Linked DNA regions of Mus musculus: region 2 is linked to region 1. Evidence: chromatin loops called from intact Hi-C (ENCODE). Cell type or tissue: left cerebral cortex. All regions are shown on one strand. Each heading gives the region's core, and the rest is flanking DNA. Links, peaks and the distances in the headings are about the cores only.

Region 1 (5,391 bases), core at 209-5,208:
GATGTCCTCTACCATCATCATGAGATATGCTTTTAAATCTAGGTCTATCTTTTCAGGTGTGTTGGGGTGCCCTGGACTAGGCGAAGTGGGCGTGCTGGGTTCTGATGATGGTGAGTGGTCCTGGTTTCTGTTAGTAGGATTCTTACATTTACCTTTCGCCATCTGGCAATCTATGGAGTTAGTTGTTATAGTTGTCTCTGTTTAGAGATTGTTCCTCTGGTGATTTTGTTACCCTCTATCAGCAGACCTGGGAGACTAGCTCTCTCCTCTGAGTTTCAGTGGTCAGAGCAGCCTCTGCAGGCAATCTCTCCTCTTTCAGGGAGGTGCACAGTTATCTGGTGTTTGGACCTCCTCCTGGCCGAAGATGAAGGCCCAAAACAGGATCTTTCCCAGAAGCTGTGTTGCTTTGGCCTGTCACAGAAGCCTTTGTTTCAGTAGTCCACACTCTTACCTGTGTAGATTACTTTCCTAGGAGTTCCGGAACCAAGGTGGCTCCCGTGGAAGCTGAGGCAGAAGCCTCTTGGGCTGGGCGGACAGCTGTGCTCTGACCTGAAAGGTGGCCGGTTGTCTCACTATTTTTTTCATTAGTGTTTATTTACATTTCAAATGTTATCCCCTTTCCTAACTAGTCTCCTATCCAAAAATCCCCTAGCCCCTTCCCCTCCCCCTGCTCCCAAACCCACCCACTCTTGCTAGCTGGCACTGGCATTCTCCTATACTGGGGCATAGAACCTTCACAGGACCAAAGGCCTCTCCTCCCATTGATGACTGACTAGGCCATCCTCTGCTACATATGCAGCTAGAGCTGTGAGTCCCATCATGTGTTTTCTTTGTTTGGTGGTTTAGTCCCAGGTAGCTCTGGGGGTACTGGTTAGTTCATAATGTTGTTTCTCCTATGGGGCTGCAAGCCCCTTCAGCTCCTTGGGTTGTTAGGAGCGGGTGTGGTGGCAGTCCCAAAGGCGCCAGGGACTGTAGCTAAGTCGTATGACTTGCACCTGACTTCCTCATATAAGCCACAAACATCTTGAGAGCTGAGCAGGTGCACCAGGATGCCGGTGAATCCAGTTTGATGGAGATATGCCCCTGCTGCCCTGATTAGCTGAAGCTGCGTGCCTGGTGAGGAGGCGTGGCCTGCTGTGCGTGGATGAGAGTATAAAAGGAGTGAGAGGCCCAGGGTTCGGGAGAGATATAAACAAGAAGAATCAGGATTGAATAAACTGCTGTTAGAAGGACTGGTGGTCGTGTCGTTCTTGCTGGTCGAGAGCGGACGCAACATTGGGTACTTTCTCTTGCTCCTTCATTGAGGACCCTGCACTCTGTCCAATGGATGGCTGTGAGCATCCACTTCTGTATTTGTCAAGCACTTGGAAGAGCCTCGCAGGAAACAGATTTATATGGCTCCTGTCAGGAAGTTCTTGTTGACATCTGCAGTAGTGTCTGGGTTTGGTGGTTTTTTTATGGGATGGATCCCCAGGTTGGGCAGTCTCATGAAACTCAAGAAGAAAGAAGACCAAAGTGTGGATACTTCAATCCTTCTTATAGGGGGGAACAAAATACCCATGGAAGGAGTTACAGAGACAAAATTCGGATCAGAGACTGAAGGAATGACCATCCAGCACTGTTACTATTATTTGTGTTACTATTATGGCTATGAAAATGTAGTGCTGAGTCTCCCTTTAACAGCTTCAATCTCTTTGGCAATTACAGCAATTTATCCACCTCCACTATGCACTTTGGATACTATGTTCATACAAGTGTGTTACTTTCAATTTTCATTACAAAGATCACTAAATAGAGTGAAAAATAACACAAGATAAACATATGTTGTATTTTCTTAAAATTACTTACACCAAACAACTTTGTCCATTATTTTAAAATTCAGTTTCACTCTGTTTAAAAGGACACAGATAGAATGCAGCTATATATTTTTTTAATATTCTTAGATTAAAATAAATGTATAGGTATGTGTTTGTCTGTGTGCATGCAAATTTCCACAGGTGATCACAGCCATAAGAATAGGAATCAAGTCCCCTGGGGTTAGAATTGTGATCAATCTATGATATGAGTTCTGGGAGCTGAACGAATGGGTCCTCTGAAAGAGGAGAAGATGCTCCTAGCTACTAAGTTATCTCTCCAACCCTGTAGCCAGAATTCTTATCTGAATGTCACAAAATGGCCCTACTTTATTTTCAGTGAGGCTTCTGCTGCTCTCTCAAGGACAGCCTTCTTGTCTACCTACATGTGTGAATTCTGGTCTTCCACTCCCACCAAGATGAACCATAGCATTCTAACATCTCTTCAGTCCTCTGTTCCATAGTTTTCCCAGTTCTTTCTACAAACCAGTTCTGAATGCCTGCAGAGCATATGGAAAGGTTTATTGCAGCAATTTCTCTATTTCTCAGTACAGATTTTTTAATATTATTTTTTGTTACTGTCACCAAAAAAGACCTGACAAGAAGCATCTCAGGAGAAAGACTTATTTTAGAGTACAGCTTCGAGATAGGAAAGGCACAGCAGCTGGGCTGTGGGAGCTTGCTGTTGGTCACATCCCAGCCAATGGTGGGAAGCAGAGAGACAGATTTCATATAGTACTTTGATTTGCATTTTCCTGAGACAAATGTAACCATATCTTTTAATGCTACTTACTATTCTGTTTTAGATTTGTAGAAGAGGCATCAATTTGCTTTAAAAAAAAAAAAAAACTTTTACAAGCATGATAATTTAATTTTGTGCATTTTTCTGTTTAGATGTTTATTCACTTGTTTCCAATCATTTAGGTAGGTGAAGCATCAATGTGAAGCAAGAAAATTAAGTCCTGAACCCATGTCATTAACCTCTTTTTAAGAATTCATGGGTAGAAATTTCCTTATCCAATTGTGCGTGTGTGTGTGTATGTGCGTGTGTGCTCACATGCTAATCTTTAAGTCAAATTTAAATTTTTCTAACAATATATCATCTACTCTGCTTTTCTTTTTACCTAGACAACTCTTTTTATTTAATGTACACAGTCATATTTGTTTTCTTTACACTAAAATGGCTATGAATACATAAAATTAAAATGACTAGAAACAGAAAGTTGGAGGCAGCATTTAAAAGCCTTCCAATCAACTAATGCTGTTTGTACCCACATGGATCTTGGTGTCCTACTTCTCAAAAACCAAGCCCCTTAACTCAACTTCTGGCCTCCAACATTAAACAGGCTGCAGTTGGTTCCCTGATACATTCTGAAAATGTGCAGATTATAGGGAATCTTCTCTTATTTACCCTCTACAGAAATGATTCAAAGAGCAGCTTTAGCAGTATATTTTCCTGCTTTCATTTTCATAAGTGAGACAGAGAATCAGCCCCTTCTCATGAGAGTTTCAGAAAGTCCTAGTGTCCTGAACACTATAAATATACAGACAGTTTCTTATCCTTTCGACTTGTTTTCCCCTGTTGTTATTTTTCTTCTTGAAATTATAGCTTGCATTATATTATAGTCCTTGCTGGCTCCTGGGATAATAAAATGAACATGAGCTTGGAAGCAAGATTTATTACACTTTTTATCATGGCTTTTGGCAATAGAGTTAACCTTCCAAAGATTCCCCTTTTCTTGTTTGTTTTTATGTGCCAATTGATTGGTGAAACCCGTTGTGCCTTTATTATGAGATAGTTAAAATACTAGATGAGGGCCTTGTAAGTGACCCTATTCTCTTTGCCTCTGTCAAATTCCTTCTCAATCCATATTCTTTCACTGATGGATTAAGTAATTTATTATGGCCAATCATCTCTTCTTAATTCATAATTCAAGTATTTCTTTATAAATTTCATAACTTTCATATGTGTGTGAATGTGCATAATGAATTGTTTGTGTGTGTGTGTGTGTGTGTGAATACATGAATTTCTGCATGTGGAAGACAGAGGAAAATCTGCAAGAATTGGTTCTCCTTCTTCATCTTTGGAGTCTTAAGGATCAAAGTCAAGTCAAGCTTTCAGGCTTGGTGGCAAAGCACCTTAACCCATGGATTCAACTTACTAGTCCTAATTCATATCTTTTTATGTAAGAGTACCTGGTTCTATTCCCATGTATTGCATAGTGTACCATCAGCATCTAAACATCTAGCTTCCCAGGATCTGATACCTTTTTCTGACTGCTAATGGCAAAGCATCCATACACACACAAAAAAATTTAAAATAAATAAAACGTTAAAATGTTGATTTGTATTGCTAACTGCTTTTGATTTATCTATAACTTTTAAAACTGGAGTCTTATACAAAATGCCCAATATGTGGATGGTAATACAATGAAAACATGTAACTCAGGAACACTTCTGAACGTGGTACGTAAAAAAGAAAAAAAAATAAGTTAACAGCTATATAATCATGAGTAAGGAAAGTAAAACCACTAAATGTAGCAGCTTGTAGTAAATTATTGCAAACACTAAAATAATTTTTCGTTTTAGAAAAGTGTACCCATGACCCCTGTCAAATGCTTGGGTGTCATAAGGATGCTGCAGACACACTGATTTGTTGTAATCAACATATACATGAAGTAAAAAGAAACACTAGCTAAGAAGTATTGATACAGTCAATGCTCACCACAGAAGAATAAAACAATATGCAAGCAGTGGTCATAACAACTGCTTCCCAGATATGCATTTTCATAACAATTACGTAATTCATGTGTTTATCTTTTGTACACTTCTTGCATATTCAACACAGCTTGATTTTATACATACAAGTAATTCTGATCTTCAGCCTATTCATAAATCGACACCTTTTCTAAGGAAGAATGAGAATCAAGATTTGTGGCGGAGGAGTGGGGAAGGAAAGCCGCTAAACTCAAAGGGCTGTTTGCCTCAAGAGATTTATACTTCCTGAGAATTTTATCATTTGTCATGGGGTTTTGATCATATTGCCCTCCACATCCTCCCAGATATCCACTGCATTCCTCTCTCGCTGATCAGGCCAGTGCTTTCCTTCTGTGCATAGGCATCTGACCACAGAAGAATGCACATCCTAAGAGACCACTCTCTTGAAGAAAAGTCACTCACCTTGCTTTCACAGCTTTCCGCTGCCAAAGGTCCTCCGCTGGTGGTGAAGCTTCATTAGTCTCTCTCTTATCCATGCAAGAACTTTTACTGGCTTGATGTTGCGTAGGTAACCAAAAAAAGTCTATGAGCTCATGAGAGCAATTGCCAGATAGACCAGGACACACTGTTTATAAAGAGTCATCCCAAACAATGACTCTTACAATCCTTACCCCCTCTTTTACCATATTCTGTGAGCGATGTGATGAGAGACCATGATACAGATATCTTTTTTAAATTAACTAATTAATTATTCTTTTACACTGTACATTTTATCCCCCTATCTACCCTCTGACTGTTTCACATTCCATACCTCTCCCCA
Region 2 (5,391 bases), core at 201-5,200, 190 kb before region 1:
ACAGCTCTGGGACTGGCGGGGGAGGGGGTTCTTACCAACTGCTCTGAGTGAAGTGGATCCTCTAGGATGGATGGGATATGGAGCCTTCATGGAAGCAGATCAACTAGGGGTCTTCCCCAGCAACAAGGACTGGGCAGAAACCATAATACATTTTTTAAACCCAGATTGGTATGGTATTTTCATAAAAGATTTATCATATATAGTTTGGAATTGCCATTTACTGATACATGGAATCCTTGGTATATATTCCATATGAGATATATTTTTGTAAAAAAATAAAATTGAATTCAATATTGAACTGAAATTGACTAAGGCTATTACCCTCTTATTCTCTTGCTCTTACTCTTGTTCTTTTGCTCACCCCTCTCTGCCTTCCCCCCCCCCCTACGTGGCCATGGCTGCCCTCTACTTTTCTACTCTCTCCTTCTCTCTACCTTTCTACAATAAACACCTACTAGGATTTGTCCTAAGAGATGATCTGAAGCCAGCATGGATAGAATTGGTGATATATTTGCAATAGTGCACAAATGTGTTGACTAGAATGCAAGGAGCACCATGTACTCTCTCCTTCAACAATGATGATTCTCTCATCGTTGTCTTTGCATATTTCTTGTTATATTTTAGACTCTGCTACTTCAATACTTAAATGTTGTAGTTAATTTAATTTAGTTGCATATAAATTGGAAGCTCTTCTATACTATTGGCTTAGATAATATCCAAAGACTTGGACTTAATATGTTTCCTTAAAAATCCTCTGAGTGTCATTTTCACATACGAAAATCTTTCTTTATCTATAAGCAAAAGAGTTCTACATCTCTGAGGTTTTCTAACCCTGTTCATAGTAAATGGAACAAAATATCAATATTTTTAGAAATATTACTTTGTTTTTTATTTCGAGATAGGGTTTTTCTGTGTAGCCCTGGCTGTCCTAGAACTCACTCTGTAGACCAGGCTGCCCTCGAACTCAGAAATCCACCTGCCTCTGCCTCCCAAGTGCTGGGATTAAAGGCATGTGCCACCATTGACCGGCTAATATTAACTTTTAAGCATCTGGGCAGTCTATTAATATCTATTAACATTTTAGAAAGTTCAGACAGGTTCAGATATGAGAAGTTCATGAACTTGTATATCATATATGTTCTGCTTTTATGCTAGGAAATTTAAAATATCAGTAAAGTTCAGGCAACAAAAGCATTATCCAATGTAACTTATTGACTATGCTGCTTTTCTAGCAAGTGAAGGATGTCTAACTGATACTGAAACAAAATTTCAATTTTCATCACAATGCTTGCTTATCAGTCACTAATTACTCATTTAATGTTTTATTCACTCACAATATACCTTATATTTAGTTACAAACGTTTATAGAAATTGCCTTTAAAGAAGTGGGACAATGGATTTCTGGAAGATCAAGTGTAGACACTTGCATATCAGAATGTCTTCACTGCTTAGTTGTGTGGTGATTTTATATCTTCTTAAATGTTCCTTAGCCTAAAACGAGAGGGCAATATAGTCTAATTAATCTTTAAAATCCTGTCATTTGTGATATGTACAAGGCTTGGCAAAACAGCTCGGAAGTATCTTTTCCTCAGAGGCCAGGTGGTTGCTGCCACTATATGTGCTTGCCCAAAACCTAAGTCTGGATTTGTCATAAAATACTGAGAAGAGGAAAGAGAGGCAGACAGCACTGAGCCCCGCTGTGATTCATATCATGTTTCCAACGAAAAATGTGTTGATAGAAAGGTCAAGGAACAGGAGGAGACTGAGGCTGAAATGAGAAACCGAGATGCACACAGCTCAAACTCTTGCTTCCTTTACCTTGAAAGGGAACATAAGGTCTTCTTTGAAACAGTAGTTCTCCAATCACCCACACCTTGTTGAATCCAGGATGCCATGCAACCAAGCACCCACCAGTCTGCAGCCTTCTGTGCTGCCCCACGCAAAATCTTAACTTCCCACTCACAGCTGTTCTCCCATCATGCCTCACAGTCTTTAGCAACACACTATGTGCCCAAGGTATGGGCTTAGATGAAAGATTCTCAGAATACAGCCTTCCTTGCAATCATCTGTCAAATCTGTTAAATATTCTGAGGTATAACCCCAATATCCCAATAGCTTTCTCTGGTGTTTTGGAAGTGGTGTCCTAAAGAATAAATATTTGACACTCAGAGAGGACTTGAATAGTCAGCTCTCGGACTGTACAAAAAAAACCCCATAACAAACAACAAGCAAAACCAAAACAAATCAAAAAAAAAAAATCCCAATGACCAACCAACCAAACAAACAAACAAAAAATCTCTAACAAAGTTCCCATGTGTTCTTAGACCACACAAGAAGTCTCTGAGCTTGTCACTGTGTTTGTGACATCACTACTTTGAGTTCTTTTCTTTAGCACAAAGATGATCCTGCTATTTTTAAACCATTCCATTTTTATGGTGCAACACATCCCACAGCTTTTAAAATCTGCTGTATATGCTGTCTTATATGTATGTCTATATATAATTATACATATGTTTAAATAATTCAATCCTCCTTGAACACTATATTAATAGTTTAATATGTAGCATGTTTCTATTTATATGAAAGTGTCTATCTGTGTTCCCATATGCCATATACTTTGCATGAAAAATTTAAATTATAATATGCTTTTATTTATCAAAATATATTATATAGATGCATAGAGAACTTTATGTATTTACAGTATACACAGCATATTATATTCAACATTTATTTAATATGCATTATCTTTCACTTACAGATTGGTAGGTTTATTATAAATACAAGAGAGAAAAAGCAATTATGGAAAGAAAAATGAAGCAAATACATTGTATCAATGTGCCAGGGACTTTAAAGATTTATCTCATTGATCCAGTATGTCATTGTATTAACTCTAACAAAGCTCTTCTGACAACAGTAGAAAGTAGGTATAATAGCACATCACGGCTTTCATAGAGAGTGACCACATTATTATCAGAGGAGAGATAAACATGAAATTAATCTTCTCTGGGAGCTTGTATGTGGCTTTGCTTAAATTGGTCTCCTTTGTCTGATTTTTAAGATAAGCATGCCTATGTGTGAGATAGTATTTTAGGTATTAAAAGCCCAATGATAAAATGGACAAAAAAGTCATTGCATATATAAAATCATACTATAGTTAGGAAATTAAGATGTAAAGGAAAGAGTAAATCAGACAAGAAATGATTCTACTTGTAGAGGGCAGAAGGGAGCCTGGCAATGTACAATGGAAAAGATAATGCAAACACTTCCAAGGGCCTAAAAGTTGTTCACTTTGTCGAAGAATAAAATGATCAGAAGAGAGGTGATGAGGAATCTGACAGGTTGAGAAAAATGGGCATTTTTGTTGTTCTGTTTTTTTTAACTTACACTTCAATCAGTAGTAAGTTTTTGAAAGGACAATTAAGAGGTTAAATCAGTGACACATGTACAAGGCTGCTGACTGCTGTGCTGGACTGAATCTCACCAACAGGTGAATGGATAAACACTGTCAGCCATAATAGATACTACTCAACAATAACATGGACCAACAAAAATGAATCTTAAAATAATTATATTGAATAAAAGAAGCTATATATGTAAGGATGTAGATTGTAAGATTCCATTCAACTAAGTCCAAAAAAGAAAGTAACACTTTTCATTCAAATATTTAGCAGTGGTATAGTATATACAATGGACTTTTGGTTTAGCCATTCATTCAATGCTGTTAAGCACTGGTAATCTTCCAGGCATTCTACTGTCCTCAGCCAAGTGAAACGCATCAATGAAATCACTAAATCTGGTTTAAAAAACAATAGGTCCTGAAGCAAATTATAATCTGAGACTCAAGAGCTGGAAAAGAACAAAGCAAGTGAAATGAGTGGGAGGACCATTTCAGAACAGAGACTACATACTCCATAGCTGTGAGAGTACAACAAGTCTAGAGGATGAAGAAATACACTGCGAATCTGGATTCTGGGTCAGAGAGCTTGTAACGAGAAGGAATGGGTCTCTCAATGTTCGGAGAGTTAAGTCTCATTTTCACTCTCATCTTAAATCAGATCCAAGTGGAAGAAGTTTCCTCATTTGAGCTATGTTTTGGTAAATCTCTGAAGTTTTGTAACAAATGACCACTTATAGTAGAACCTGGACACAAAGAAGATACAATTTCAGTTATTTTCACATGAGATAATGGTAATAGCAAAAATAATTCTGCTAGAAATGGAAAGCTGCATACATTTTAAATATATGAAACATACTTCAATATATTTGATAGGACAGTTAGTTGCATTGACTGACAAAGGGAAAAAAGATGTTTTGTGAGAAAATTCAGGATGATGCAATTTACTATTTGTGGATGTGAAGACAATCTCATAGTCAAATGCATTTAGAATTACCTAGGTGACATATACTGTGTAGGTCTGTAAGGGTGTTTCCAGAGCAGGAAGGAAAGACTCACCCTGAATTTGTTAGGTACCATCTTACAGCCTAGAATTCCATAGTGAAGACAAAGGATAAAAGAGGAAGCCAATGGGGTACTAGCCAACATCTCTTTCCCTGCTTATACACTCTTCCTGCCTGTAGAAGCAATGTGACCAGCTTGTCTGTGGTCTCTCCACTGCACCTTCCCTGTCCTTATAAACCTTCAAACAATAAACTCTTTCTTCCTCAAGTTGCTTTAGTAAAGTATTTTGTCACAGTAAGAAGACAAATAACTAAGACAGCAGTCATGTGACCAACAACTTTATTACATTTCTCAGCTGCTCAGATGTTTCCCTCACTTTCCCACTTGTATTAACATTTGAGGTTCATTAATAAGATTTCAGTTCTTCCCATTCAAGAACAGGATTTCTTCTGCCTCCTGCCTTCTACATATTTATTCATGTGATTTGTTTTGGTAAATTAAGCAGAAGCAGAAGTGATGTGGACTACTTCAAGGTATGAATTTTATGTGTCTACACATTACTTACCACATCTTTATAATATTATTCCAGTGGTCATGTACAGAGATTGAAACCTCCATTGCTCTAAATTTCAGAATGTCTCCAATGCATTGAAGACTTGATTCTACTACTGAGATATGTTCTCCTCATGTTTGGCACTCTACTCATCTTCTCTTCCATGCCTGGAAAATGGAATCAACACAGATGCCTATCAATTGATGACTGCATAATGAAAACATGGTCTATATACACAGCACAATTTTCTTCATCTATACATAGAAATAAAATTATGAAATTTATAATTAAAGGATAAAACTGGAAAATATATACTGAGTAAGCGAATCTATACACACAGAACAAATGTTGCTTGTTCTCATTAAAACATGACTTCTAGTTAGGATTCTCTAATTTTGTGTCCTTCACCCTGAGTTCCTTTGAAGGCCAGCAGTCTAGA

What was found. Peaks named below come from ENCODE experiments on the same cell type or tissue, not always from the same donor. Only the 100,000 strongest peaks of a DNase experiment are listed, where the experiment ranks them.
Region 2: it touches region 1 in a loop (11-fold over the local background); 2 of 42 quality-filtered maps call a loop at or near these places.

What each region holds. Positions count from the first base shown.
Region 1 is chr14:40,116,860-40,122,250 of GRCm38, reverse strand. No RefSeq gene overlaps it. Among named protein-coding and RNA genes, the nearest start is that of Gm24388, 300 kb to the left of the region's middle. In left cerebral cortex, for the core only: no CTCF peak of the experiment used is centred there; a DNase peak (open chromatin) is centred at 2,515; H3K27ac peaks cover 403 bases.
Region 2 is chr14:40,305,046-40,310,436 of GRCm38, reverse strand. No RefSeq gene overlaps it. Among named protein-coding and RNA genes, the nearest start is that of Gm24388, 110 kb to the left of the region's middle. In left cerebral cortex, for the core only: no CTCF peak of the experiment used is centred there; DNase peaks (open chromatin) are centred at 1,922, 2,409 and 3,907; H3K27ac peaks cover 786 bases.